2 separate regions of the Homo sapiens genome follow, and region 2 is linked to region 1. A link is an interaction called in ENCODE POLR2A ChIA-PET data of the cell type or tissue named here. Cell type or tissue: PC-3. All regions are shown on one strand. Each heading gives the region's core, and the rest is flanking DNA. Links, peaks and the distances in the headings are about the cores only. Region 1 overlaps SPC24 (SPC24 component of NDC80 kinetochore complex). Region 2 overlaps NFIX (nuclear factor I X).

Region 1 (10,620 bases), core at 6,545-10,544:
GTAGTCCCAGCTGCTTGGGAGGCTGAGGCAGGAGAATAGCGTGAACCTGGGAGTTGGAGCTTGCAGTGAGCCGAGATCGCACCACTGCACTCTAGCCTGGGCAACAGAGCAAGACTCCATCTACAAAAAAAAAAAAAAGAAATGAAGTCTTGATACGGTGGCTCATGCCTGTAATCCCAGCACTTTGGGAGGCCAAGGCAGGCGGATCACGAGCTCAGGAGATCGAGACCATCCTGGCCAACGTGGCGAAACCCAGTCTCTACTAAAGATACAAAAAATTAGCCAGGCATGGTGGCGGGCGCCTGTAGTCCCAGCTACTTGGGAGGCTGAGGCAGGAGAATGGCATGAACCCAGGAGGCAGAGCTTGCAGTGAGCTGAGATCGCGCCACTGCACTCCAGCCTGGGCGACAGAGCGAGACTCTGTCTCAAAAAAAAAACAAAAAAGAAATGAAAATCTCCCTGTCTGTCCTTAAGGACCTGACATCATTTTATTTTATTTATTTTTTTGAGACAAGGTCTTGCTTTATTGCCCAGGCTGGAGTGCAGTGGCACAATCTTGGCTCACTGCAACCTCCACCTCCCGGGTTCAAGCGATTCTCCTGCCTCAGCCTCCTGTGTTGCTGGGATCACAGGCGCGTACCCGGCTAATTTTTATATTTTCAGTAGAGATGGGGTTTTGCCATGTTGGCCAGGCTATTCTTGAACTCTTGACCTCAAGTCGTCTACCGCCTCGGCCTCCCAAAATGCTAGGATTACAGGTGTGAGCCACCGCACCAAGCCAAATGTTACTTCATTAGAGAAACTCCCCCTGAAGAAAACTTCCTTCCTGCCAGTTGCTTTTCTGTCCCCATACTCTGTTTAATATTCTTCTAGAATATTCTTCTAAAATGTAGCAATTTTTTGTATCTATTCTAAAAATGGAGGCCAAGGAAGGCAGATCACTTGAGGTCAGGAGTTTGAGACTAGCCTGGCCAACATGGTGAAACCATGTCTCTACTAAAAAGGGTAAGATTTTGAGGCTGCAGTGAGCTATGACGGCACCATTGCACTCCAGGCTGGGCAACAGAGCGAGACACCATCTCAATAAAAAAAAAAAAAAGCAGGGTGCGGTGGCTCAAGCCTGTAATCCCAACACTTTGGGAGGCTGAGGCAGGCGGATCATGAGGTCAGGAGTTCGAGACCAGCCTGCCCAACATAGTGAAACCCTGTCTACTAAAAATACAAAAAAATTAGCCGGGTATGCTGGCAGGTGACTGCACCATAAAAAATGTTCAAGATTAAACAGGGGGACGGTGAGGTAACCCAGAAATAAGCAACAGCAGAAAGCGCCACCACCACAAAACCAGGAGAGGAAGATGTGGTTTCTGGAGCCTGGGAGCTGGTGAGAGCCAGAAACTCATAGGAGGGAAAGAAGTGCTGCAGACATGGTCCCCAGCAGAGCGAGGCGGGGAAGAGCCCAGCCTGTCCCCCGCTCCAGGCTCTATCTCCCACCAGTGCCTCCCACGGGCTGAGCCCAACAGGGACAGGCTGATGAAGCCCAGGCAATGGTGCCTTACTGGGTGGATCGAAGGAGGGACAGGGTTGGCCCAGGGGTGACACGACACTGGGGTGGTTAGGTCCACAAACGTGGCTCATGCCTGTAATCCCAGTACCTTGGGAAGCTGAGGCAGGAGGATTGCTTGAGCCCAGGAGTTCAAGAGCAGTCTGGGCAACATAGCAAGACCCCATCTCTAAAAAACGTTTTTAAATTTCTGGGCTCAGTGGCTCATGCCTATAATCCCAGCACTCTGGGAGGCCGAGGCAGGCGGATCACCTGAGGTCAGGAGTTCAAAACCAGCCTAGCCAAAATGGCAAAACCCCGCCTCTACTAAAAATACAAAAATTAGTTGGGTGTGGTGGCGCATGCCTGTAATCCCAGCTACTTGGGAGGCTGAGGCAGGAGAATCGCTTGAACTCGGGAGGCCGAGGTTGCACTGAGCCAAGATCGCACCACTGCACTCCAGCCTGACAGAGCGAGACACTGCGTCAAAAAAACAGACAACAACAACAGAAAAAGTTTTAAAATTACCAGCCGGATGCGATGGCGCACACCTGTAGTCCCAGATACTTGGAGGCTGAGGTGGGAAGATCTCTTGAGTCCAGCACTTTGGGAGGCCAAGGTGGGCGGATCACCTGAGGTTGGGGGTTTGAGACCAGCCTGACCAACATGGAGAAACCCCATCTCTACTAAAAATACAAAATTAGCTGGGTGTGGCGGCGCATGCCTGTAATCCCAGCTACGCGGGAGGCTGAGGTAGGAGAATTGCTTGAACCTGGGAGGAAGAGGTTGCGGTGAGCCGAGATTGCACCATTGCACTCCAGCCTGGGAAACTCTGTCTCAAAAAAACAAAACAAAACACAACAAAAACCCAAAAAGAGCAGACTGACCAGGCCGTCTGGGTTCATAACCTGGCTCTGCCACTGACTCGCTGGGTGACAGGCACCTCAGAGCCTCAGTTTCCCCACCTGACAATGGAGACAAAGCTAATCTCCCCCTCCCCAGGGGCTCTGGAAGTGGGGCAGGATGGGGCTGCGCAGGCGCTCGGAGACAAAGGCAGGGCCTGTCATCTTTCCTGCGTCCACGGGGTGGCACTTCCTTCCTGCCTTCCGCCTTTTGTTTTGGGACGCTTCCAAAACGCCCCTGGGAGGGAAAACTGAGCAGCCCACACAGGAAGCGTCCTGGAGCCTGCACACAGGCGCTCGATAATTGCTCGATTGACGAAATTGGTGCTCAACCAAGTGGCAAACAGGATAAGCGGGCTCAGATGGCCAGGAAAACGGGAGGGCCTGGGAGGTGGCGGCTCGAGGGTGCTGAGACTGAGACGGGAGGGTGGGCAGGACCGGGGTGCATCCCCAGGCAGGGGTGGGGACTGGGAGCACAGCATGGGTGGGGCATGGCCCAGAGGAGAGGCCAGAGGTGATGGAAGGTTCTGGTATTCGGCCTTGGCTGCTGCATTGGGAGCTTGTATCAGAGCTTTGAGGGTGACACAGACATGCAGACATTCAGTTTCCTGACAATCCATCGTTCTGCCCCGATGGTCGCCAAAGGGAGGGAGGGTTGACAGCCACCCATTTTACAGAGAGAAATAGGAGGCTCGGGTCACTGTGGCTGGATTCTGATCCTCGCCGGTTCCAGTTCTCTGGCTCAGAACGGGGCCCTGGTAAAATGCGCTGCTGGCTCCCTGGTCTATAGGCTCAGCACCCACCCACCCACCCACTTGTCCTGCAGGGCTGGGGGCAGCCTGCAGCTTGGGGAACGCCACCCCTGCAGGCTGGTGGTCCTGTCCTGTCTCCGCAGGCTCAACAGCTCTGGCCAGGACAGGGTGGAAGGTGGGAGGAATTTGTCCCACTCCCAGCAAGTCTGACACCCACAACTAGTGTCCCCTGCTGTCCCTCCCCTTCTCCTGTCCCCAGGCCGTTCCCCTTCCAGCAGCCCGAGGCATCCCAGACCACAGCTGTCTGCAGTGAGTCAGCCTGGAGCCTCTGGGCTGAGCCGCGGCTGCCAGAGGGAGGTGGGGAGAGGGGTGCAGGCTGCCCTGCCCTGCAGCTGGCCCTGGCCTAATCCCCTCCCCGCTCCCCAGTCTGGGGTCAGCACCCTCCTCCCTTGCAGGCAGTGATTTTCCGTGATGATGAAGGAATAAAAAAGCCACGGAGGGTTCTGAGTGGGAGTCCCTGGTCCCCATCACCCCACTGAGCATGGCCGCTGGGGTTTCCTGGCAACTTTCTGCTCCATCCGGAGCCGTCCCTCCCCTGGGCTGGGCTGCTCTGGGGCTGTTCCTGGGATGGGGAGCGGGGAGCTTGGGAGTAAATAGTGACATCAGCCACCTAGACAGGCGGGGCCACTGTGTCAAGGGGCCATGTCAGGTTCCCTTCTCCCAGAGCTGGGGCTTGTCTTGGAATTGGAAAATCCTCCCCACATTGCCCTGTGGACTGCAGGCCTGGCGTGATCAAGGACCCCTGCCCTCCTGCCATCCCCCTTGGTCTCCTCCATGCCAGCCTTGCTGTTTCCCCTGCCTGGCTCACAGTCTCCACACCTTTATCCCCTGGGGGCTCAAGTCTGGGACAAATGACACCTCCTCCCTGGGCCTCCCACAGAGCCACAGAGCGTCACCCCCCACCACCCCACAGCGTTCATTTGTGGGTCAGGATTAAGAGCACAAGCTCTGAACACACTCAGCTCAGATTAAAGCCCTGGCTCTGCCACCCGTCTACAGAAAAACTGACACAGTGGCCTCCACTGGGGTGTGGCTCCATGAAGGAGGGTCTGGCGGGCCACAGGCTTACAGTACTCATTTCTCTTTTCTTTTCTTTCTTCCTTCATTTCCTTTCTCTCTCTCCTTCCTTCCTCCCTCCCTCCCTTCCTTCCTTCTTTCTTCCTTTGTTTCTCTCTCTTTTTTTTTTGAGACGGAGTCTCGCTCTGTCGCCCAGGCTGGAGTGTAGTGGTGCGATCTCAGCTCAAGGCAACCACCACCTCCTGGGTTCAAACGATTCTCTTAGCCTCCTGAGTAGCTGGGATTACAAGCACGCACCACCACGCCTGGCTAGTTTTTGTGTGTTTAGTAAAGATAGGGTTTCACCATGTTGGCTGAGCTGGTCTTGAACTCCTGACCTCAAGCAATCTGCCCCACCTCGGCCTCCAGAAGCGTTGGGATTACAGGCGTGAGCCACCACACCGGCTTCTCCTCTCCCTCTCCTCTTTCTCCTTTTCCTTCCTTTCTTCCTTCCTTCCCTTCCCCTTCCTTCCTTCCTTCCTTCATTCTTTCTTCCCCCCGCTCCCCCCTCTTTTTTTTTGAGACAGGGTCTTGCTTTGTCACCCAGGCTGGAGCGCAGTGGTGCAATCCTAGCTCACTGCAGCCTTGACCTCCCAGGGTTGAGGCAATCCTCCCACCTCAGCCTCCCAAGTAGCCAGGACTACGAGTGCACGCCACCATGCCTGGCTAATTTTTTAGTTTTTTTTTGTAGAGACAGGAGTCTCACTGTGTTGTCCAGGCTGGTCTTGAACTCCTCGGTTCAAGCAATCTTCCTGCCTTGGCCTCCTAAAGTGCTGGGATTACAGGCGTGAGCCACAGCACCTGGCCCAGTCCACATTTCTAAGTAAATATGGGAGGCCAGCCAGGTGCAGTGGCTGTAATCCCAGCACTTTGGGAGGCCGAGGTGGGTGGATCACCTGAGGTCAGGAGTTCCAGACCAGTCTGGCCAACATGGTGAAATCCCGTCTTTACTAAAAATACAAAAATTAGCCGGGCGTGGTGGCTCATGCCTGTAATCCCAGCACTTTGGGAGGCTGAGGCGGCAGATCACAAGGTCAGGAGATCGAGACCATCCTGGCTAATACGGTGAAACCCGTCTCTATTAAAAATACAAAAAATTAGCCGGGCATGGTGGCAGGAGCCTGTAGTCCCAGCTACTCAGGAGGCTGAGGCAGGAGAATGGTGTAAACCCGGGAGGCAGAGCTTGCAGTGAGCCGAGATGGTGCCACTGCACTCCAGCCCAGGTGAGAGTGTGAGACTCCGTCTCAAAAAAACAAAATAAAACAAAAAATACAAAAATTAGCGGGGCGTGATGGCAGGTGCCTGTAGTCCCAGCTACTTAGGAGGCTGAGGGAAGAGAATCACTTGAACCCGGGAAGCAGAAGTTGCAGTGAGCCGCGATCGCATCACTGCACTGCAGCCCGGGTGACAGAGCAAGACTCCATCTCAAAAAAAAAAAAAAAAAAAAGGGAGGCCACTGGAGGTTGTGGGGCCACCATGAGAGTCGACAAGGGTGGCCCACATTCCTAGATGAGTTGCCTGGAGGCTGTAGTCCCAGACCTCAGGGGGGTCCCCTCCGGAACCCAAACACTGTCATGCCAATGACACAAAACTGGTCTTCCTGGCCTCTCCCATCCTGTCCAGCCTAGAAGGGAGACTGAGACTTCAGATCCGACAACCATGGGTTCAAATCCAGCCTTGAAAACTTCCCATGCACAGGCAAGCCCCATTGCGATCTGTTTCTTTTCTTTTCCTTTCTTTCTTTTTTTTTTTTTTTTTTTTTTTGAGACAGTCTTGCTCTGTCACCCAGGCTAGAGTGCAGTGGCGTGATCTCGGCTCACTGCAACCTCCGCCTCACAGGTTCAAGCGATTCTCCTGCCTCAGCCTCCCAAGTAGCTGGGATTACAGGTGCCCATCACCGTGCCCAGCTAATTTTTGTATTTTTAGTAGAGACGGGAGTTTCACCATCTTGGCCAGGCTGGTCTCGAACTCCTGACCTCGTGATCTGCTTGCCTCAGCCTGCCAAAGTGCTGGGATTACAGGGGTGAGCCACTGTGCCCGGCTGCGATCTGTTTCTTTTAACCGTAAACTGGGAAGAACTTTGACCACCTCTTAGTCCAGAACTATCAGGGAAGGGGCACTGAATGCCAGGCTGGAGGAGGGTTGCATGAAAGGCTTGACCCCAGCTACTCAGGAGGCTGAGGCAGAAGGACTGTTTGACCTGATGAATTCGAGGCTGCAGTGAGGCTGTGATCGCGCCACTGCACTCCAGCCTAGGCAATAGAGTGAGACCCTGTCTCTAAAAAAAAAAAAAAAAAAATGGCTCAGCCATCCCAAGCTGCTCCCAGCTGCCTGCCCCTCTAGGTGGCCCCCACTACTGGCCTGAGGATGCACTTTATCCCCGCCAGGGCCTGAGGAGTCCTGGGGAAAGGTACCCAAGTCTAGTCCTCAGGAGAAGCCGCCCAGGGAGCACTAGGGCCCGAGGAAGGGTTCAACCTCGAGACTCCATAGCCCCTGGGCTCCCGTCCCCAGAAACACCAGTTACGAGCAGGGGGCTGGCCATGGTGTGAATTCATGACCTGCACACCTCTTGCCGTAATGACTAAGTGGCTAGAGCTTCAGGCTGCCCCACTGCTGCCCTCTGGAGCTCGAGCAGGTGCAGGTGTGGGTGCCCACCCTGGCTTGGCCTCTTCTCACCTGGGTGGCTTCGGACACAGGGTGGACTCCTCAAAGGGGCTGCTTCCCATCTGAGAAGCCAGCATAATCCTCCAGGGGCTACTGATATACACACGCTGCCCCTGGTCCTGAGTTAGATCACCCTGCCCCTAGGGAGGGCTTGGGGGCTTCACTGCTGAAGTTCAGACTCCAGGGTGGTCCTTGTCCTGTGTGCCTCAGTTTCCCCATCTGTAAAATGGATGGTCCTGGGGCTGAGCCTCAGTGCTGCAGGGACTAGTGTGGAACCCTGTGTCCTGGTGCCTGAAACCTTACTCCCACCTCAGCAGGGCTGGGCTGAGCCATCAGCAAGCCTCTGGCCGGCCTCCATCATTCAGGAAAGAGCCGGTGGCTGAAGGCACAGCTCTCAGAGGGAGAACAAACGGGGGCGGGGGTGGGATGGGGGCGGGGCCGGAGGCCACCGGCCTCAGGCTGTCCTGGGCATCCAGCCAGTGCTGGGCAGTGAGTCAGGGGCCAGGCATGTGGAGTGGGGCCTCTCCCAGCCCCGGAGATCAGGCACCTCCCGGAACCCGCCTGCTGGGCCCCCACCAGGCCGCGTTCCTCTCCCACTCGCTCTCCCCATAGAGGGGACCCTGGACCTGCCTGGGGGGGACGAGGATGGGGATGTGGCTGGTGGGCACAGGGCCTCTCTGAGCCCCGGCACAGGCCGCCTGATGGGACCGTCTCTTCCTTGGGGAAACTGAGGCCCAGGTTGCTGGGGTGGAGGGGATGTGGAGTGACAGGGCAGGGCAATGGCTCCTCGGCCCCCTCCGGGAACAAAGCCAGGTCATTCCTGTGGGGAGGGAGCGCCAACCCCAGGGTTGGGGGGGGCACGGGCCCTGGGTCAGGGGTACAGATAAGCCTGGGCTCCCAGAACCCTTGTCACAGCGGCACCCCTGCCCCATGCCTGCTTTCTCTCCAGGGCACTCAGAGCTGCAGTTTGCAGGACGAGAGGGAGACGTGCCCAATCCCCCCATCCCAGGACGCTCAGCCGTGCGTGGGCTGGGCCCACTCCACTCCCGGCGCCCACAGTTGCCCCAGTGAACCGGCCAGTGGAGGCATCCTGTCCCGTGTGCGGGAAAGGAATGACCGCCAAGGTGACAGCAGCGCTTAGCCAACCCTGGCGCTGACACCTGACTTGCAAACTGCTCCCTGCCTGAGGCTTCAAGGCAGGCGAGAGGCTTTGTGTGTGTGACTTCCTCCCCGAAGGGACACTGGCAACAGCTGGAGACATTTCCTGTTGTTAAGGCTGAGGGGGAGCTGCTGGCATTTGGTGGGTGGAGGCCAGGGATGACGTTAACTGTTCTACTACGCCCAGGACAGCCCCCAACACACACAACAGCCTGGCCCAATGTCACGAGAGCTGAGGTGGAACAGCCCTGTTCTGCTTCAGGTCTTCAGGTCTTTGGGGGTCAAGGATGCAAATAGAGGACTCTGCTCCCAATTCAGCTCACATAAAAGAACCGGCCGGGCGCTGTCGCTCATGCCTATAATCCCAGCGCTTTGGGAGGCCGAAGTGGGAGGATCGCTTGAGCCCAGGAGTTTGAGACCAGCCTGGGTAACATAGCAAGATCCCATTTCTACGAAAGTACAAAAATTACCTGGGCACGGTGGCATGCACCTGTAGTCCCAGCGGCTTGGGAGGCTGAGGTGGGAAGTTTGCTTGAGCCCAGGAGGTTGAGGCTGCAGTGAGCCGAGATCATGCCAGTGCACTCCAGCCTCGGCGACAGAGTTAGACTCTATCTCAAAAAAGAAAAAAGAGAGAAAACCCACCAACTTGGAAAATTAAAACAGCCCCAAGGGCATCTAGGAACAGTTAACTGCACATCTAAACCCAGGCCCGCCGTTCTTAGAAGCTCTGCAAGCTGCATGGACTGACTCCTGACATTTCAGGGCTAGACTCAAAAATCCCTTTAAAAAAATTTTGTTTCTGAGACGGAGTTTCACTCTTGTCCAAGCTGGAGTGGAATGGCACGATCTCGGCTCACTGCAACCTCCACCTCCTGGGTTCAAGTAAGTCTCCTGCCACAGCCTCCAGAGTAGCTGGGATTACAGGTGCCCGCCACCATGCCTGGCTAACTTGTATTTTTAGTAGAGATGGGGTTTCACCATGTTGGCCAGACTGGTCTTGAACTCCTGATGTCAGGTGACCCACCTGCCTTGGCCTCCCAATGTTGCTGGTACTACAGACATGAGCCACCATGCCTGGTCTCTTCTTTTTTTTTTTTTTTTTTTTTTTTGAGACAGTCTCGCTCTGTCGCCCAGGCTGGAGTGCAGTGGCTCGATCTCGGCTCACTGCGAACTCTGCCGCCTGCGTTCACGCCATTCTCCTGCCTCACTCAGCCTCCTGAGTAGCTGGGACTACAGGTGCCCACCATCATGCCCGGCTAACTTTTTGTATTTTTAGTAGAGATGGGGTTTCACCGTGTTAGCCTGGTCTCGATCTCCAGACCTTGTGATCCGCCCACCTCGGCCTCCCTAAGTGTTGGGATTACAGGCATGAGCCACCGCGCCCGGCCCCCTTTTTTTTTGTTGTTGACACAGGGTCTCACTTCGTCCCCTAGGCTGGAGTGATGTGGCGCAGTCGTAGCTCACCACGGCAACTTCCTGGGCTCAAGCGATCCTCCCACTTCAGGCCCCGAAGTAGCGGGGGATACAGGCAGGCACCACCATGCCCGGCTAATTTATTTTTTTCTTAGTAGAGGTGGGGTTTCGCAATGTTGCCCAGGCTGGTCTCAAATTCCTAGACTCAAGTGATTTGCCCGCCTAGGCCTCCCAAAGTGCTGGGATTACAGGCATGAGCCACAACAGCTGGCCCCTTTCTAAGACAGGGTCTCATTCTGTCACCCAGGCTGGAGTGCAGTGACACTACCATGGCTCACTGTAGCCTCAACCTCCCAGGCTCAAGTGATCCTCCTGCCTCAGCCGCCCGAGTAGCTGGGACTACAGGCAAGCACCACCAGACGCTGTTAAAGCTTACTGTTCCCTCTGCCTAAAAACGCCCCTCTCTGATTAAGAACTGCACTTAAGTTCAGTCGTGGAAAGGGACATGATGAAACCCAAGCCCAAGTTCACGGAACTAACACATTCAAGGGCAAAGCTGTATCTGGGGACAACTGTCAGTGGGACCCAACCTCCCTCTCTCCTCCCTCAGGCAGGCAGGTGGTGTGCACGCCTCCTTTCCTTAGCGGTACCCAAAACACCGAGGATGGGAGAGTGATGAACACATTGATTGGCCGGCCCTGGACTGGAGTACATGTTCAGTTAGGGTTTATTTTGGTATCTGTCATAGAAAACCCCCAAAACCAGCAGCTTACACAAGGTAGAAGTTGAGATTGGTTCTCCCCTTCTCTCTCCCATTTAAATAAGTTTGTGCTGATATCTGGCTCTGCCATCATCAGGGAACCAGGCTCCTGTCATCCCTAAAGGACGGCACTCGTCTGTACACGTGGCAGTATGGCTGCCAGGGCTCCAGCCATCACACCCACATTCCAGGAAATAGGAAGGGGGAAGAAAGGGTGTATTTGTCTTTTAAGAATCCTTCTAGAAGTGTCATGTAACATTTCCACATACATTTCACTGGCCAGACCTTAACTATAAGGGCAGCTGGGAAGTGTTG
Region 2 (10,944 bases), core at 3,460-7,459, 1.9 Mb after region 1:
TTTTTTTAATTCCCCATCTCCCCAGGTTGGATTTGTCTTTTATTAAGATATAATTCACATAATAAAATTCACTATTTTAAAGTGTACAAGGCCAGGCATGGTGGCTCATGCCTGTAATCCCAGCGTTTTGGGAAGCCGAGGCAGGAGGATTGCTTGAGGCTAGGAGTTCAAGACCAGCCTGGGCAACACAGGGAGACCTCATCTCTGCAAAAAATAAAAAATAAAAAAATTAGCAGTACTTGGATTTGTATTTTATTAAGATTTAAATCACATAATAAAATTCAGTATTTTAAAGTGTACAGGGCCAGGCATGGTGGCTCATGCCTATAATCCCAACATTTTGGGAGGCCAAGGCAGGCAGATCACTTGAAGTCAGGAGTTCGAGACCAGCCTGGCCAGCATGGTGAAACCCTGTCTTTACTAAAAATACAAAAAAAACATTAGCCAAGTGTGGTGATGCAGCCTGTAATCCCAGCTACTCGGGAGGCTGAGGCAGGAGAATCACTTGAGCTCAGGAGGCAGAGGTTGCAGTGAGACAAGATCGCGTCACTGTACCCCAGCCTGGGCGACAGAGCAAGACTCTGTCTAAAAAAAAACAAAACAAAACAAAAATTAGCCATGCACGGTGGTGGCGTGCATTTGTAATCCTAGCTACTTGGGAGGCTGAGGCAGGAGGATTGCTTGAACCCAAGAATTTAAGGTTGCAGCAAGCGATGATCACACTACTGCACTCCAGCCTGGGCAGGCAACAGAGTAAGACTGCCTCTAAAAAAAATAAAAAATAAAAAAATAAACTAAAAATTAAGCATAGGATTCAGTGCCATTTAGTACCTTCACAATGTTGTGTAACCATCACCACCATCTAATTCCAGAACAATTCCATTGCTCCCAAAAGAAACTCCATACCTATTAGTTGTTAGTCCCAATTCCTCATTCCTCCTAGGCCCTGGCAACCGCTAATCTGCTTTGTTTCTATGGATTTGCCTAGTTGTGGATGTTTCATATAAATGAGATCATACACTATGTGGTCTTCATGTCGGGCTTCTTTCACGGAGCATAATGTTTTCAAGGTTCCTATATGTTGTAGCAGCAAGTGTCAGTGGTTCCTTTTTTTTTTTTTTTTGAGACAGAGTCTTACTCTGTCGCCCAGGCTGGAGTGCAGTGGCGCGATCTCTGCTCACTGCAACCTCTGCCTCCTGGGTTCAAGCGATTCTTCTGCCTCGGCCTCCTAAGTAGCTGGGACTACAGGCGCCCGCCACCATGCCCAGCTAATTTTTGTGTTTTTAGTAGAGACAGGGTTTCACCATATTGGCCAGGCTGGTCTCGAACTCCTGATCTCGTGATCCGCTCACCTCGGCCTCCCAAAGTGTTGGGATTACAGGCGAGAGCCACTGCACCCGGCCAGTTCCTTTTTAAGGCCAAATAATATTTAATTGTATGGCTGTGCCACATTTTGTTTATCCATTCATACATTGATGGATATTTGGGCTCTTTCCACTTTGTGGTGTGAGTAATGTTGCAGTAAACATGCATGTACAAGCATTTATGTGGATGTATGTTTTGGATTCTCTAGGGTATATACTTAGGAATTGCCCTGTCCTAGAGTTTCATAACTGCATTCCTTGTGCATCTTGTCTGCCCAGCAGTGCTGTCCCCTTAGTGGGCACCCAGGGTCTCTCTGGGTTGGGCCCCTGCTGACCCTTCCATCACTGCATTTCTTTACTTCTCCTATACTGCATATTCCAGCATTTGGAGCTCTCTATAGCCCCTGAGTGTGCTGTGCTATTCCTGCCTTTGGGCCTCTGCTCATGTGTATCTGGCATGGTCCCTTCCCCTTTTGTCTGACGGCCTCTATCTTTTTACCCCCGGCCTGGCTGTCACCTCCTTGGTGCAGCCTTGTCCCGCATCACTTCTCATCCTCTGAGGCCAGTCCCTCCCTCTGAGGGGGCCTCCATTTTGTCCATTACACACCAGCTTTCAGCTGCAGGGGGGTGTTACCCAGGCAGCTTCTCTGGCTCTGTATCTGTGTGGTTCCTGGCGTCTAGCAGGTGCCAACAAACACATGTGGAATTAACTTTAAGGCACTGCATGTGCTTTTCCAAGTGTGCATGTCACAGATCTGTGTGTGACCCACACAGATTTGTATGTCTGCCCCTGCAGACATACAAATGAATATAGAATCAAGGTGTACCTCCCATTACTCTCTGGACCCCTGGGTGTCGGTGGCCTCATATTTGCTTCTCTGTGACCCAGACAGGACTTGGAGAGCTCTAGAGTGATTCTGAGGAAACCCAGTCCCCTTTAACCCAAACAGGTGACCTAACTGTTCCAGACTACTGGGGAAGCTCTGGTCACAGGGGACATGCGACCTGTCTTTTGGCTCTTTCCCTTCACTCCTCTAAGCATGTGGCTGAGTAGCCTGCAGACAGATGGCCTGTCCCTTCCGTCCTTCCAGACCAGCCCCCTTGGAGATGGCCCTGGGCAGGGAGAAGGCAGGCCCCAAAGCAGCCTCCAGGTCCCGGGAGAAAAGCATAGTTGCTACCCTGGTGTTGTTGGTAATGACTTGGCAGTGGAGGGAGGAGGGTGCATACCTCCAGGAGGATAGTAGCAGGGGAGCCACGGAGTAGCTGCCCCATGGCTTGGGTACTGTGCTGCAGATCTCATCGCTGAAGGTGTGGCTAAGGCTGTCCCACCAGGTGTTTGGGATGCTGTCTGGCCCCTATACCAGCCCCACTCAGGGCCAGAGGGCTCTAAATGAGTCACTCAGCTCTGGCTTTGCCAGGTGGCCCAGGGTAGGGGGATGCCTCAGGTGGGCACATCACGGTGCTGCCAAAGACTCAAGGAGGAAGAGGGGTGTGTCTGGCCACTACCCAGAGCTCACTCAGGGTACTAGGGATGGAAGGGAAGAGGAGGGGAATGCTGTCTGACCTGACAGCATTGCACAAGTCAGCCGTCCTGCAAGGTGGCTCTTTGCTGCTTTTCTTCTCGCTGGTTCTCCCCTGTCCTTCTCTAGCTGGGATTCCAGCTCTAGTCAGCCAGTGACATCTCCCCCGTACCCAGGCCAGTGAGCCAGATTTTTTTCCAAGCCTCAAGTCAGGCAGGTTCGGGGAGGAGACAGCCTCTCAGGCGAGTGAGCTCTAGAGGCCCTTCCTCGGAGAAGCCCAGCCCTCCTCCTCCTCCCTTCTTGGCCCTCTCCTCTCCCTGGGCCTCTTCCCCACGTGGCTCATTACAACTCCAGTTGTTCAGGTCTTGACCTCAAGAGCCTTCCCTATTGACCCCTGACCAGCGATACTAATCTGTGTCAACAGGCCCCAGGGGTTAAAGAAACACAACCCGCCGCTGCCGCCTTAGCAGGTGCCTGGAGGGGGCGGGGCGGCTCCCGGGAGCAGCCGGGCGGCTGCGGGAAGGCACTTCTTAGGCGCCGCCTCCTCCTCACAGCGCCCGCCTTCTCCGCTCCGGCTTCATGCTCTCCAGGTTTCTCCACTTCCTTTGCAGACCTCCCTCCTGCCGATTACCCACTCCTCTGTGCCCCATTTCCCTTCTGTCTTTCCTTTGCTGTCCACTCTGCTTGCAGGATTTGGGACCAAACGCCCTCAGGCATCCAGGTGGTGCCCGGGTTGATATGCAGCTGCCTGCCCTTGCACCTCTGGGGGCTTGTTAAAATGCAGATCCTGGGGCTTGTCCAAGTGGGTAGGTCTGGGCAGGGCTCGTGAATCTGCATTTCCACCTAGTACCCAGGTGCTGTTGGTCCTCCAGGCTTTCCCCCTGCCTCTGCCAGCTGCTGCCTCTCTGAGATGTGCTCTTTTGTCTCCAGGAATGGAGCCATCCTTAGGAGACAGAGGCACACTGCTGGCCATCTAGGCTGGGGGTAGAGCCCAGATGGGAGCCCACCTGGATGGCACGAACCACCTGAGTGATCCCCCTGTTCTCAGAACACAGGTGGGTCACCTGAGGATGTCCTGGTGACGATGCAGGAGCTGCCAGGCAGGACCACCATGAGTCACTGGGGGTCATGCCAGTGAGCTTCCTGCGCTGCTGGCCCTGGCTCTGCTGAGGGCCATGTCAGGGTGAAGGGGGCACACTCCTGGCTTAGATAAGACAATCCAGATTCTCTCAGAGAAACAGTCACATGTCAGACATGTGCCCTTTCTTGGGCTGAACCTAGAGTTGTTCATAGCCTGGCCTTAACCCTGCCGATTCCATATACTGTGCTCATCTCGACCCAGTTGAGGCTGTGCTTCTGTGCTTCTTGGAACGGCTCGGCTCCAGGGCCGTGAGGTTGGCACCCCCTGCACCCGTCCACACACACAGACCAGAGGAGTGAGGATGATGAGGACAGGGACATTAATCACAGTTCTGTTCTGCCTGGCACTGCAGCCCAAGTCCCCAGGAGTCTGTGTCTTCCCATGTTCCCTTCGTCCTGTTCACAGGGAGGTGGAAATCCAGACAGAAACCTGCCTTCTCCTCCATCCCCACTTGAAGCTGCTGGTACTGCCTCTGGCCATCCAGCCTTAAGACGTCCCTTCCTTCCGTGTGGCCCCACAGCCACAGGCTGCCCCTCCTGCACAGTGCACACATGTCTGGCAGGAGATGGCCCAGAGAAGGTGCTAAGCAGAATGCGGGGTAGGGCTTCATCAGGGCCTGGTGTGCTGGGTGGTTTGACAGTGTTTTGTGGGGGTCTTTCCTGTAGCTCCAGGAAACCTAGATGGGGGTCAGGCTGGCTGAGGGAGCACCCTTGGGTGCTGCCCTTTTTCCGAGTGCTCTGCTTCTCTTTGACTTTACTCTCTATCCCCTAGTCACCCCAACCCACTCCTTTTCCTTCTTCCTCTTGGCTGTAGCTCCCTCACAGGGCTGGGGAGCAATAGACAAACTCTCCAAAAATATTTTTTTTAAGTTTCCCAAACTTTTCCAGATGCCAAGAAGGGGCCAGGGAAACTGCAACTGCAGAGGGGGGAAGGGGAGAGGAAATGTTCCAAGGCCTTCCCTCCCTTCCGCCTGGAGGCGAGGATAACTATGGGAGCAGGGTGACTCTGGTGCCCTCAGACAGTCCACCTGGAAGGGAGAAAGGCCCCTAACCATCCCACCCTTGCTACCCTCCAGCCCATCCTCCATCCTCATTCCCAAAGCCCCCAGCAGCATGTAGAGGTAGAGGCAGAGAAGGATGTCAGTGGGGCACCTAGGAACTTCTGGGGTTCAGAAGGGTGGATTTGGGACATATACCCCCACCAGTTGAGGGAGGTCAGGAGCTGAGAAGTAGGAGAATCTGTCCCCAAGGGCTCCCTCCCTGGGAGTCTGGGGCCTGATAGAAGAACCTGCCACTGCTGGGGTTGAGGTGTGGGGGAACAGACAGGAGGGGGTGGTGTGTGAGGACAGTACAGGGATCACTGCCCTCCCCCAGTCCCACCCTCAAGGGGTGCTGCCCCCACCTCTACCATTCTGTCCATCCACTCCCTGGACACCTCCTAAAACAAAGGCCTCTTTGTGGTCCTGGCCTACTGGCCTGCGGCCAGCGGCATTCTTTGCGTGTTTCCTGAGCACGGATCCCAGCTTCGTGGTCAGCTCCTCCCCCACCCAGCCTGCTTCCCGGCCTGACTCCTGGTAGCTCAGAGCAGTCCCCTCTCCTGTCCTGCCCAGGGTCCTCCCCCAGTTCCCGTCTCTACCGTGGACAGATCTGGACAGAGAAGGGAAACTCCCAGGAGCTTGGCCACTGGGCCTTCGGTGGGGGTTGGGGGACAAGTGGAGGTTCAACTCCATCCCAGCTCCAGCTGACTTTGGTGGGTTTCGCCGAGCCTCTGTTGATATGTTCTCATCTGTAAAGATGGGGAAAATAACCACCCCTTGGGGCTATCAGGCAGATTCAATGTCTCCAAAACACAGAGCTCCTGCTTGCCGCAGAGTGGAAGAGGCAGTGTGTAACTCGAGCTCCCCATTTCTGCACTGCTCCCTGGGTTCCTAGGGGGCTGGAGGTGGGCTTGGTGGGCGGCTGAGGAGCTCAGAGGAGTCTCCAGAGTCTTGGGTGGGACGTTTCCCTGCACTCCTGTGGGTGCCCCAAACCTATGGCCCACTCCTGGGAGTGCTGAGGCCAGTACCCCAGGGAGTCCTACTCCAAGAGTCGGAGCTGGGTCCGTAGCAAGTGGCCTGCCTGTCCTAGGCCTGGTCTTGCTCTGTGTGCCCCCAGCCCCTCCTGGCATCCATGTCACTCTGTAACAGCAGTGGGGTGTCCTCCCTGGGTTAGGCATACAGGGTGGTTGGTGCCTAGAGCCCTGAAAATAGCAGACCTGAGGAGGGCGGGGGTAGGGGGACCAAGGAGGGATGGCCCAGCTTTTGGAGAACACTTTCGAATGTCAGCAGATGCACACCCTTCAGTCACCAGCCACAGTCACACACAGAGACACACACAGTCCTAATGAAGTCCTAGATCACTGCTTTGGGGGGTTTTCCCCCCCTCTTGTTAAAAAATGTTCATAATTTGGAAAGAAAAGGAGCTTTTTACAAGCTGGCGGCTCTAGAGAACTTTCCGTCGGTTCTTTCTGGCCTCGTGATGGGTGGGGCCCACTTTTCCCTTCCTTCTCTCTCTCCCCCGCTCTCCTAATAATCCCCCCTTTCCAGCCTCACCAAACACACACACCCTTTAGGAGACCTCCCGCCGGCTGTCACCCCAAGAAAGCTGGAGGAAAGCCGAGGACCTGTCTGTGCCCTCCTGGGCCCCATCCAAGCGCCAGGCACAACCCTCCCCCCCTCCCCACTCCTCCCTCCCACTTAGAGGTTGGCCCCCACAGGCCTAGAGTCTTCAGATTGCTAAGCTTCCCAGAATCTGTGCCTGGACCCAGGCCCAGCAGCCTGCCTGCCCTTCCCCGAGGGCCTGCCCCACTCTCCCGCAGGGTGAGGGTCCCCCGAGTCCTTCTTGCATCCGGGGGCCCCGCCAGGGAGGGCAGTGCTGAGCTCACCGCCTCGGCATCTGCCCTCCCCCTGCCTCTGGTGCGAGGGCCGGCCGCACTCCCGCCAGTGCCTTGCTCCCTAATAGCTTTTTAAGTCCAACCACATGTGTCTGTGGAGTGAGGAGCCGCCCCTCACGGGGCCTCGGCTCTCCTCCTCCCTCAGCCAAGACCACCCTCCACTTGGAGCAGCCTCAGGGCTGGGGGAGGGGGGGGTCTGCCTCCTGAGAGCCCATCTGCTCGCCCCGGGCCTAGCTGAGGAAGAAGGGGGCGGGGGTCTCTTTTGGGAGTGTCGCGTGAGGCCAGCCCTCAGGCTCGGCTGGCCCCAGGTTCCCCAGCCTCTCCTCTGGGTCCTGCAGTCTAGGATCCTCTCTCTCTGTAGGGCAGGCCAGGAGGGACTGGCTTCTGGGTGTGGGAGCCTGGGTGAGGAGTCCTCATCTCACCTCGCGCCTCCCTGGCCAGGGACTTTGGCCAGCAAATCTCTCCTTGCACCCAGCCCCACGGAGGTGACCCCCCAGTCGCCCCTCAACTCAATATACGTGTGGTTCCCTGTGCGTGTGAGTGGTCTGTGGGGAGGCCTGTGGGGTGCGGTTTCGCAGGAGGGGAGTGAGGGCTGAAAAGCAACGAGCTAGCAGGCTTGGGGTCCTAATGAGAAAATTGCTTCCAGCCAGGGAGCCCTGCTCTGCGGCTGAAATTGCATCCAGCCCCAGCCAACTTTGCTGCCGCAGTACCCGCCCTTCGGAAGGAGTTGGGGAAGCAGGCGGGCAGGGGGAGGAGCGGGCTTTGCACATGACTCAGGCCCCCCCACCGCCCCGTTCTATATGAACACACCTTGAAGAGTCTCTTCTGCCTCACGGGGAGGAGCTTGAGGGTCAGGCTTGGCTCTGGACCCGACCGTTTGATCCTTGGGAGGCAGAGGAGGGAGTGGGGAGGGATTTCCTTTCTGTTTTGCTCAGTTCTGCTGCACTTATGAGGTGCTCACTGTGTGCAGAGGGCTTGGAGAGGTGAGCTTGCATAGGCTGGGCCCACATAGGGTGGGCCCACCCACCCGGTGGTATTCACTCTTACTGTTAAAGGGTGTTAGGAGCACTTTGTTTTCACAAAGATCCTGCGTGGAGTCCCGCCTTCTAGGATGCTTCATTTGAAATTCGGCCTCCCTGGAGTGGGGTGGGACCCTCTTGCCTGTCCTTCCACTCGGGAGCCCAGTGCCTACACCCGAGGCCAGGGAACCCAGGGGTGAAAACCTGGCTTAGCTACATTCTTCTTTCTGTTCCTCACTTACTTGGACCATTGAGCAGAATCAGCTGCAGAATTTGTGGGGCCCAGTGCAAAATGCAAACTCAGGGCACCTTGTTCAAAAATTAAGAATTTCAAGACAGCAACAGTGGAAGTCAAGGTTATGAAGCCAGCCCTGCTTCCAAGGAAAGCTGGTACCACCCAGCAGCCCACTGGTTCAGGGGCTGTGGCCTTTGCCCTGATCTGAAACAGGAGGTTCCACCTGCTTGTTTCCTGGATCCTGGGGAATCTCTTCCCAACCTGGGACGGTGGTCTCCCTGCTGCTGCATCCCTCAGAGACTCTAACTTTCTGGATTTTAGAGATGTTGCTTAGGGAGGAGGGCTATGAGGGGAGGGAACAGAATGAGAATGGATCACACCTTCAGTGCTTAGAGAGTCTCAGGGCAAGGCCGCACTTGTCACCCTTAGGTGAACCTGACAGTGGAACCATATCCCTGGTGAGGTGGAACCTGCAGCCTGCTGGGCCCAGCCAGTAGCGGGTCAGTGGGACCTTCCCCTCCTCGGGTGGAGCCTCCCCCACCAATGACAAGTTCTGACGGCTGTGCCTGTGCAGAGCGGGGAGCGAGCAGGAGTGCTTGGAGGGAGGGAAGCAGGCAGGAGGAAGGAAACAACCCCATTGTCATCCCCCAAATTACTGGCTGGGATGGCAGGGGAGGAGGCGGAAAGCCGACATTGTTTACTTAATTAAAAGTAAACAACAATTTGCCGCTGCCAGCCTCCCATTAGCTGTGTGCGAGGAGCCCTACGAGCTGCAGACTCGGCTTTCGCTCCCACCAAGCCGGCTCCTGATGCCACACCCCCAGCCTCGGCTCCCCAGGGCCCCGGGCCCTCCCCTGCTCATGTCCTCCTCAGGCTGAGGAGAGGGGAACAAGCTATTAAAAGTAAATAAATACATAAAAAGAAAACCCACTAGTGTCTCAGAGTCCTGTGGGTCAGGATAAGAATGTCAGAAACTGTCATGTGGCAGGCCAGCATGGGGCCTAGAGACCCCTGAGTGTGTACACTGAGGTCTGGTTGTGGTGGGCTGGGCAGGGCAGGGGGCACTTCTTTGTCCAGTAAGCCAGATGTTGGACTACCTGGGGAAGGCAGCCCCTCCCTTCCTCCCTCCCTCCCCGCAACCGAGGCCCTAGTCTATACTACCTGGAAGCCTGGGCCTCTCTGCCCCAACTCCCACTTTTTCCTTTTCCCTTTTAGCAGCTTATAAACATCCTTCTCCCATCTTTTTGGCTCTGCTCCCAGAAGGGGGCTGTTCAGGGATCCTGGAGGGCTGGGGAGAGAGGCAAGCTCCTTGGGGCCTGAGGGGAGAAAGACAGCTGGAACTGGCCCCACCCCCAGGACAGTACAGCTACAAGTGACCCTAGGAACAGGGGAGGGGGTTGCCCTAAGTTGGGGTGAGGTGGGGACCCTCCCAGCTCCTGCTTCTCTGGAGCCTTCAAGCAGGAGGGGTGGTTGGATGGCAAGAGGGGTTTTGCATGGGCTTCCACCAGGCTCCAGGGGCTAAGCAGGACACCTTTCCAGGGATCTGTCCTCAGGAAAGCCCTCACCTCTCCTGTAGGCCCTGCCTGCAATTATGTAGAGCACAGGCTTCCATCTGGACCTCGGTAGGCATGACCTGAGGCCCATGACTTTAAAAGCTCAGGATGTGCGCTGGGCGCAGGAGCTCACATCCGTAATCAATGCCAGCACTAGGAGGCCCAGACCAGAGGGTCGCTTGAGCCCAGGGGTTCGAGACCAGCCTGGGCAACATAGGGAGAACTTGCCTCTTCTAATAGTTAAAAAGGGGTGGTAGCATGCACCTGTGGTCCCAGCTACTTGGGAGGCTAAGTAGCTGGGACCACAGCTGCATGCTACCACCCCCAGCTAATTTTTTAGGAGAGCTAGGAGGGTCCTTAAGCCCAGGAGTTTGAGGCTGCAGTGAGCTATGATGGCACCACTGCATTCCAGCCTGGGTGACAGAGCAAGACCCTGTCTCAAAAAAAGCAAAAAAGAAACAGAAAAGAAAAAAAGCTCAGGGCCCGGATACTGCAGGGAGAGAAGTACAGGAGCACATGAAACGTACCCAGCTTTATGAAACCATTGCTGAGCCTCCTTCTGGGGGCCAGACAGGCAAGGTGGGGAGGGGTAGGTCTGAGAAAAGAGCTAGACTGAGTGAATGAAACAGCCCCAATCCCCAGGGTGTGGGGGTTGAGAACCCTGGTCTGGAGTTGGTCCCTCCAGGAAGATGTAGGTCCCCACTCTTCCCCGGAGCCACCGTCTCACCTTTCTCTTGTCCCATCCCCCATCCTCATTTGCCTCCTCTCATCTTAGTCCTCCACCATTAGGATTCACACATCCACATGCACGTGCACACAAGCGCATAGATCCCGGGATTCGTGCACATCGGGATTTTCACATGCACTCACACACATAGACAAATCTGGGAAGTCTGTCCCATACTTAATTGAATTAAAGGACTGGGGTTTGGCAGGACATTGTGTATCTGAGCTGCAGCCTCTTGCAGCCGTTTCAAGGGCTGATGGTTCAGTCTCCCTGTAATTCCAGCCGCTGCTGCTCCCTGTGGGCAGGTGGCTGGGTCTGCGCCTGTCGCCTCTCCCCTTCCCCTTCTCTCTCCTTTTACTTCCTAGGCCAGAGCCCCCCAGCACAGGGCCTGGGGAGGCTGGGGACACCCAGTGTATTCCTCCTCCCTTCTCCCACTTGCATTCTGGGAGCTAGT

What was found. Peaks named below come from ENCODE experiments on the same cell type or tissue, not always from the same donor. Only the 100,000 strongest peaks of a DNase experiment are listed, where the experiment ranks them.
Region 2: POLR2A ChIA-PET joins it to region 1 with 6 read pairs; 1 of 35 experiments calls an interaction of 5 or more read pairs at or near these places.

Annotation. Positions count from the first base shown.
Region 1 is chr19:11,135,244-11,145,863 of GRCh38, forward strand. It overlaps SPC24 (SPC24 component of NDC80 kinetochore complex), which reads right to left. Exons shown (of 5, transcript NM_182513.4): 5 at 10,250-10,620. Among named protein-coding and RNA genes, the nearest start is that of SPC24, 15 kb to the right of the region's middle. RefSeq lists enhancers at 6,012-8,784, 6,309-7,252, 7,253-8,195. In PC-3, for the core only: CTCF peaks have their summits at 6,971 (motif pointing left) and 7,173; DNase peaks (open chromatin) are centred at 7,418 and 8,208; H3K4me3 peaks cover 1,054 bases; H3K27ac peaks cover 2,559 bases.
Region 2 is chr19:13,048,489-13,059,432 of GRCh38, forward strand. All of the region lies in intron 2 of NFIX (nuclear factor I X), which reads left to right. Among named protein-coding and RNA genes, the nearest start is that of NFIX-AS1, 39 kb to the left of the region's middle. RefSeq lists enhancers at 4,209-8,053, 5,856-6,442, 7,030-7,615, 8,790-9,376. In PC-3, for the core only: a CTCF peak has its summit at 6,920; DNase peaks (open chromatin) are centred at 5,523 and 6,933; H3K4me3 peaks cover 1,786 bases; H3K27ac peaks cover 4,000 bases.